3 separate regions of the Homo sapiens genome follow, and all the other regions are linked to region 1. A link is an interaction called in ENCODE POLR2A ChIA-PET data of the cell type or tissue named here. Cell type or tissue: CD4-positive, alpha-beta T cell. All regions are shown on one strand.

What was found. ChIA-PET counts read pairs that join two places held together with the same protein. Peaks named below come from ENCODE experiments on the same cell type or tissue, not always from the same donor. Only the 100,000 strongest peaks of a DNase experiment are listed, where the experiment ranks them.
Region 2: POLR2A ChIA-PET joins it to region 1 with 6 read pairs; 11 of 35 experiments call an interaction of 5 or more read pairs at or near these places.
Region 3: POLR2A ChIA-PET joins it to region 1 with 5 read pairs; 1 of 35 experiments calls an interaction of 5 or more read pairs at or near these places.

The regions. Positions count from the first base shown.
Region 1 is chr2:197,260,990-197,263,489 of GRCh38, reverse strand. The region is part of intron 1 of ANKRD44 (ankyrin repeat domain 44); the gene reads left to right. All of the region lies in intron 5 of ANKRD44-IT1 (ANKRD44 intronic transcript 1), which reads left to right. It also overlaps the pseudogene ATP5MC2P3. Among named protein-coding and RNA genes, the nearest start is that of ANKRD44-IT1, 40 kb to the left of the region's middle. In CD4-positive, alpha-beta T cell, no CTCF peak of the experiment used is centred here; DNase peaks (open chromatin) are centred at 279 and 1,379; H3K27ac peaks cover 2,013 bases.
Region 2 is chr2:197,322,207-197,324,706 of GRCh38, reverse strand. No RefSeq gene overlaps it. Among named protein-coding and RNA genes, the nearest start is that of ANKRD44-DT, 12 kb to the right of the region's middle. In CD4-positive, alpha-beta T cell, no CTCF peak of the experiment used is centred here; a DNase peak (open chromatin) is centred at 1,166; H3K4me3 peaks cover 916 bases; H3K27ac peaks cover 1,245 bases.
Region 3 is chr2:197,074,896-197,077,395 of GRCh38, reverse strand. All of the region lies in intron 16 of ANKRD44 (ankyrin repeat domain 44), which reads left to right. Among named protein-coding and RNA genes, the nearest start is that of ANKRD44-AS1, 120 kb to the left of the region's middle. In CD4-positive, alpha-beta T cell, a CTCF peak has its summit at 1,461 (motif pointing left); a DNase peak (open chromatin) is centred at 1,455.

The DNA.
Region 1 (2,500 bases):
CCCATGGTTTCCTAGAGGGTAAAGCCTAGAATGGTGTAGGAGAAGAGCTGTTGTTTCAGAGAAGGGTTCCTGGCATAATCAATGATGAGGCTCCCAAACACAGTCGCAATCCCAGCCCCAGAGCCCGCCACCCCAACTGTGGCGCCCCAGCCCCAATGAACTTGGCTGTTGTGTCGATGTCCCTTGAAATGGCGCTGCTTTCCAAGCTGCGGCCAGGGACAAGTGAGGTAAGGGGACGTGAGACTACCAAGCTGCTGAGGTTCTCACCTGTCAGTGTCTCTGGTCATTTCAGCACCACTGCAGGTAGCAGATGGCTTAGCAGCTGTGAGGCGCTCTTGACCAAGGAGGGAGTGGAGACGAACTTGGAGCAGGTGTACATTTTCAGGGGGTGAGGGGCTGTGGCAGGAGAGCTGGGCCCAGTGCAGGGAAGACACAACACCTTTTAAAGAGGCATTATTATTCACAGACAGCACCAGAGCATATCATGCAATATGATATCTTGCTTAATGTATTGTTTAGATATCCATGTTAGGAAAGTAAATTTTGAATGTATTGCTAACGTTTTTTGTTTTTGTTTTTGTTTTTTTAAAAGAATCTCACTGTGTTTCCCAGGCTGGAGTGCAGTGGCGTGATCTCGGCTTACTGCAACCTCTGCCTCCTGGGTTAAAGCGATTCTCCTGTCTCAGCCTCCCAAGTAACTGGAATTACAGGTGTGCTCCACCATGCCTGGCTAATTTTTAATATTTTTATTAGAGACAGGGTTTCACCATATTGGGCAGATTAGTCTTGAACTCCTGGCCTCAAGTGATCCACCCGCCTCGGTCTTCCAAAGTGCTGGGATTACAGGCATGAGCCACCATGCCTGACCTGTCAATCTTAACTTAAAAGCAACTGTAGTTTCTTCAAACATTCTTCTGTGGAAAGAATGCACTCATTTTGGTAGGTTGAAATTTTTACGTGGAATTTCCGTTAGCACAAATCCATATGCCTTAAAATGAGAAAAGGCTTCAGAAAGGGCACCCACTAGGGGGTAGGTCAAAATTGTTCATTCTGGATGGGAATTTGATTCTGGAGTTGTCAGTGGCCAGTAAATAGAGTTCACTTCATGATGTTGACTCTAGGAGTGGAGCCAAAACACTACAACCTCATTTATAACTTCCCCACCTCTGTGGGGAATCATATTAATAAGTAATTTTAGGGCCTGGGTTCTAAGATAATTTTATTAAAATAAAAAGCTGTCTCTTGTTTCTCTACAGGAAGATACTGCCAGAAAGCTCTGCCATTTATTCTTTCTGGCTACTTCCTGTCTGGATTTTGTTTATTGCTCTCTGCCCAGAGTGCTGTATCAGAGGGAACTACCGTATGGCTAGGAAGATTTGTTTGTATAACAGTGTGCGAATATTTTGTCCTGGCTGGTAGGAAGTAAGCTGTTTCTCATAGACTCTTATTGTAAAGCCTAGCACATATCATACATTACAGATTTTTAGTTGTGATTTCTAGTTGCATGTGAATTTGCATTTTGCCCTCGGTTTTTCTCTTGTCCCGTCACACAGAAGAGATGATTTCGAGGTGTGAGTTTTTTTCAGATCCTGTTTTCTTCATAAGGATGAACTAGACTTGCAGGCTGTCTCTTCTGGCCATCGCTGCAGTTAGCAGACCCTGTCTCTTGTTTGATATGTGACAAATGTTCCTGTTGTCTTAGTAGTATAACATCTCAAGCGTGGTTCTGATTTTTTGTTTAGCAACGAAAAGTCTCAGATTCTCTAGGGTCCCTTGTTATCACTCCTTAAACACTTTTCAGAAGGCTCAGCAGTAATAACAGCTACTATGGAAGAAGACAGGGTGTGTACAGTCATCAAAGCTTTATCTTTGGCATATAGACTTATGTTTTTAGAAAAGAAAACAATTAGAAAAGAAACATTTTTTTTTTTTAAGAAAAGATTGTCTATCTTTTTTACTTCTTTTTTTTTTTTTGGTTGGCAAAAAAGCATTTGATGAACTTCCCTTTAAAAATTGTTTGGTTACAGCATGGTACTGGTACCAAAACAGATATATAGACCAATGGAACAGAACAGAGCCCTCAGAAATAATTCCACATATCTACAACTATCTGGTCTTTGACAAACCTGACAAAAACAAGCAATGGGGAAAGGATTCCCTGTTTAATAAATGGTGCTGGGAAAACTGGCTAGCCATATGTAGAAAGCTGAAACTGGATCCCTTCCTTACACCTTATACAAAAATTAATTCAAGATGGATTAAAGACTTAAATGTTAGACCTAAAACCATAAAAACCCTAGAAGAAAACCTAGGCAATACCATTCAGGACATAGGCATGGGCAAGGACTTCATGTCTAAAACACCAAAAGCAATGGCAACAAAAGCCAAAGTTGACAAATGGAATCTAATTAAACTAAAGAGCTTCTGCACAGCAAAAGAAACTACCATCAGAGTGAACAGGCAACCTACAGAATGGGAGAAAATTTTTGCAACCTACTGA
Region 2 (2,500 bases), 61 kb before region 1:
TGAAAATACTGCTTCAAGTTACCTACCAAGTTAAGTGACTTAATTCCCCGAATCATTAAATCCAACTGATGCCCAAGGAAGAAGGGCTGTGTTTATTCTTTGACTATCTGAGCCCCTCGTTCACCATTTTCAGCAACTTGGTCTTTTTTACAAAAATTAATTAATTAAATAAATGAACAAATATCAGAAACTTGATCTTAATAACATATATATCTTAATATGTGTGACAAAATTGATATATATTATGTATATGACATATAAATCAATATACAGCACTGGTTGTGTGACCAATTAATAAGCGGAAGTTGTAGCTTGATTACTACATTCCTCATTTCCCACCTTTTGAAACATTCTGGCTTCTCATCCTAGTTCAGAAATAAGATGCAGAATTTGCACTCACTTCAGCAGCACAGGCATTAGTTCTTATACATGATAGGGTGGAAATGTGTCTCTCTTGCTTCTCTCTGCAGAAAATCATCTCATTCCTTGTCACTTTCTCATTATCATAATGCCATACCAATTGTTCAGTCTCCTTCTCTCTCATTTACGTATTTCTTTCCATTTTTCAAAGCATTTTCATATACATTTTATTATATGATTCTCCACGGTATTGAGGACAGGCATCCTTAGCCTCATTTGACTAGTAGTAAACTAAGGTTTGATGAGATTAAATTATTTACTCAAAGTTACATTCATTCAAAAGTATTTGCTCTGTATCTACTATGTGCCAGATACTATACAATGAACTAGAAACATCAAGGTGGATTAAACACAGTCCATGCCCTAAAAGAGGGAGACAGAAAAGTAATCCGGCAATTATAGGATGAAGGGATAAATACAATAATAGGGGTTAAGCAGAGGGCACTAAACATAAACCTTAGGGATACTCCTAATCCAAACTTGGGAGGTGAAGTGAGTAAGGGAAAATTCATGGGGTTAGTGATATCTAAACTGAGATCTGAAGTACAAGATTAACCAGAAGAAAATGATATCGAGGTGGGTAAAAGTATAAACAGGAAACAGCAATATGCAAAGGCTCAGAGAGAGAAGAAATATGCATCGGGGAGCTGCTTTCAGCACAGTGTATAAAGTGTGACACGGAGGCAAGGTTGCCCTGTTTAGGCACACAGATTGTGCACTGCACTACTCCAGCAGTTATCATTCACAGACTAGGCTGGGAATGGCATCCCCCAGAGTTGAGCAATGTGGCTTCTCTGCAAGAAGAATGATGGGTGGGGAATGTGAGGACTCTGAACATCATGCATGCTGAGGTGTTTGTAAACAGGCTGAAGGCAATGGAAAGCCATTGGAGGGGTTGTGGCTTGATTAGGCTTGTCTTTCAGAAGATTGTTCTGCCTGTGGGGTGGAGAATAGATCAGAAGAAACCAATGCTTATCAGCCTTCCAATCAGTAGATAAACATGAGACTGGCCTGGAGTGAGGTCCAGGAAGATCAGAGTTAGGGACAGATTCAAGAGATTTAAAGAACGTGGATTGACAAGACTCGGTAACTGGCAGGATGTGAGAGATGAGAGGGAAACGGAGATACCAAGTGTGAGCCCCAGCATTTGTTCTTAGATCAACACTGGGTCCAGGGTGGTGTCATTTACCGAGGAGGGGGGAACACTGGAGGAGGAAGATTATTAATTTTTGTTTTGGACATGCTGAGTATGAGGTGATTTTGAGACATCCGAGAGAGAAGCAGGCAGCTTGGTGGGACTGGAGGTCGGGAGAAACAATGAGGGTCTAAGACAGAGTGTTGTCAGCATGGACCTGTGTGGAACTGATCAGAGTCATTGTGGTTTCAGGACAGTGGGCTCAGGGGCACCCTGTGGAGTGGCGGAGGAGGTGAGGAAGTGGAGATCAGAAAAAAAGAGACATTTATTTTGAGAAGTTTGGCTGTGAAGGAGAAGAAAGAGGGGCATTTAAATTTTGTGAATTTGGGCCTGGTGCGGTGGGTCATGCCTATAATCCAAGCACTTTGGGAGGCCGAGGTGGGCAGATCACTTGAGGACAGAAATTTGAGACCAGCCTGGCCAACATGGTGAAACCCTGTCTCTACCAAAAATACAAAAATTAGCTGGGCATGGTGGTGCACACCTATAAACCCAGCTACTTGGGAAGCTGAGGCAGGAGAATCACTTGAACCCAGAAGGCGGAGGTTGCAGTGAGCCAAGATTGTACCACTGCACTCCAGCCTGGGCGACAAGAGTGAGACTTCGTCTCAAAAATAAAATAAAATAAAAAAATGTGAATTTGGGCTATCAATTTTCTGCAGGAAGGTTGAGAATGGTTGCTGAGACTCTACAGTGTCCTGGTGAAGTTTAAGGACCATAATTGCATGCTAAAATGCCCAGTCAGGGTTTTTCTCTCTTTTAAAGGAGCTTGGTGCTTCCATCTACATTTCTTTGCAGCTTCTCTTCTTTCCTCCCTCCTTTATCCCTTTGTATTCTATGGTGAATCTTACTTTCTCACCTTCCACTGTTTTATTTTTTCCAGGA
Region 3 (2,500 bases), 190 kb after region 1:
AACAGGAGATAAGACAGGAGGAAAGGGTTCTGAAAGGAGGGAAAAGGGAATAGGGCCTGTCTTTGATACAAGTGTTAAGTGAATTTCAAAAGAAAACATATGTGTGGCCATAAGCGTATGAAAAAAAGCTCAGCATCACTGATCATTAGAGAAATGCAAATCAAAACCATAATGAGGTACCATCTCATACCAGTCAGAATGGCTATTAATAAAAAGTCAAAAAATAACAGATGCTGGCCAGGTTGTGGAGAAGAGGGAATGTTTATACATTGTTGGTGGGAGTGTAAATTAGTTTAACCATTGTGGAAGGCACTGTGGCAATTCCTCAAAGACCTAAAAGCAAAACTATCATTCAACCCAGCAATCCCACCACTGGGTGTATACCCAAAGGAATATAAATCATTCTAACCATAAAGATACATGCATATGTATGTTCATTGCAGCGTTATTTACAATAGCAAAGACATGGAATCAACCTAAATTCCCATCAACAGTAGACTGGATAAAGACAGTATGGTACATAGATACCATGGAATACTATGCAGCCATAAAAAAGAACTAGATCATGTCCTTTGTAGGAACATGGATACAGCTGGAGGACATAATCTTTAGCAAACAAACACAGGAGCAAGAAACCAAATACTGCATGTTCTCACTTATAAGGGGGAGCTAAATGATGAGAACACATGGACACAAAGAGGGGAACTACAGACACTGGGGCCTACTTAAGGGTGGAGGGTGGGAGGAGGGAGAAAATAAGAAAAAATAACTATTTGGTAAAAGGCTTAGTACCTGGGTGGCAAAATGATCTGTACAGCAAACCCCCATGACACAAATTTACCTATATAGCAAACCTGCACATGTACCCCTGAACCTAAAAGTTTTTTTAAAAACCCCAAAACAAGTATTAAATGAAGAAGTGGGGTTTTGAGGGGGATGCTTTTTCTCATATATTTTCCCTCTTTCTGTAGGAACCCAATATCTTAACAGTCTTTAAAACTCCAATTTCCTTGGGTATTAGATGTTAGGAAAGCAAACCAATTAACTTACATGCACTAGGAGGTGAATTTCTAAGACTTTCACATTGCCATGCCAATCTTCTTCCTCATCTCCCAACACAAATAGCCGTCTTCGCAGGGGTCATCCTTTTAACAAATTGTCCCTGACTCTGTGCTTTGTGCTAGAGTTATGTTGACAAAGAGACACACATCTGGTAGCTCTTCATAGGTTATTTGAGCTTCTGAGCAGGAATTGTGCAAGGAGATCATTTTTGACTCCACCATCCCAGCCTATGCTTCTGGCCTGTGGAGGGAATGGAGAGAGTAAATGAGTATGTGTGGTCCTCTGGCCTTCACTACCGGTCCAGGGACTTTGTCCTCTGGGCGCTGGAGTAGGATTGAAGAAGATGGGGGGCCATCTGGACCAGCTGATTTGTGAGGCTGATGAAATGTGTCTTTGGCGCCTCCTCCTGTCTACTCAAGCAATTACAGTGATTATACATATCATTAAATATGTATCATTAAATTTGATGTATATTTTCTTTGACTCTGACACTCAGCTTGGTCTGCGTTTACTTTGGCATTCATGGTTTGTGGCTCCTGTCTGTGATCGTAAGCATGGAATTTATAAACCACTTTGTGTTCAGTCCGTTTTGCTGTAATCAAAAATAAACAGAAATTATTATAGTTGTTTTAACTTTACTTCTATTATACAGACTTATATTTAATTAGTTCCATGAGGAAAAAAGACTTCTAAAAGGTAGTATGAACCCCTTAGCCTTGATAGAAATAGCCAAGGTTGAGAATTCTGCCAAGTCTACCTATTTAGGCCAGTATTCTCAGCTGGTCTTGATCAAAGACGTTCGTACTATGTGTGCAAGCAAAAATCTGCCCACAAACATGTACTGAGAGCTGTGATCAGTCATATTCAATTGGGCTCAAAATATCAAAGCAAAGTGGGGGAGACTTGGCTAATAAAGCTTCTTGTGTATGTTTGAGTGGAGGAAGGGTATTGGCAAAGGAAAGTTCCAGACCTCCCTTTTCCTCTATCTGAAATGTATTCTTACTGGCTCTGAAAAGAAAAATCAAGGAATCATGCCCCTATTTGGAATTTTTGAGTTTATATTGGTTTATTTTATATTTTTTACAATATTAAAGATTTGTCCATGAACATAAAGATCTTTGAGGCTTTTTTATTGAAATGGAAAAATGTGTGTGCCAATGTAATTATGTAAATTGTCTACAAAACTTAGAGAGATTGAAAACTCTAGGCCTCTGATTACTTTCAGGCTGAGATTTTTTCATGCCAAATCACTTGGAATTTGGCTGCTTCTCTGAATCTTCTCCCCTGTTCAATGATAGGAATGAACTTGAACTTCAACTGTGAGAATAAGTAGGGGTGACAAATGCCCCTACTTACATATTCTAGGAGCTTCTGGGATTCTCTGAAGAAAGACTGAAAGCAACTGTGTCTTGGGCAACTCAACACTAAAATTATGCTG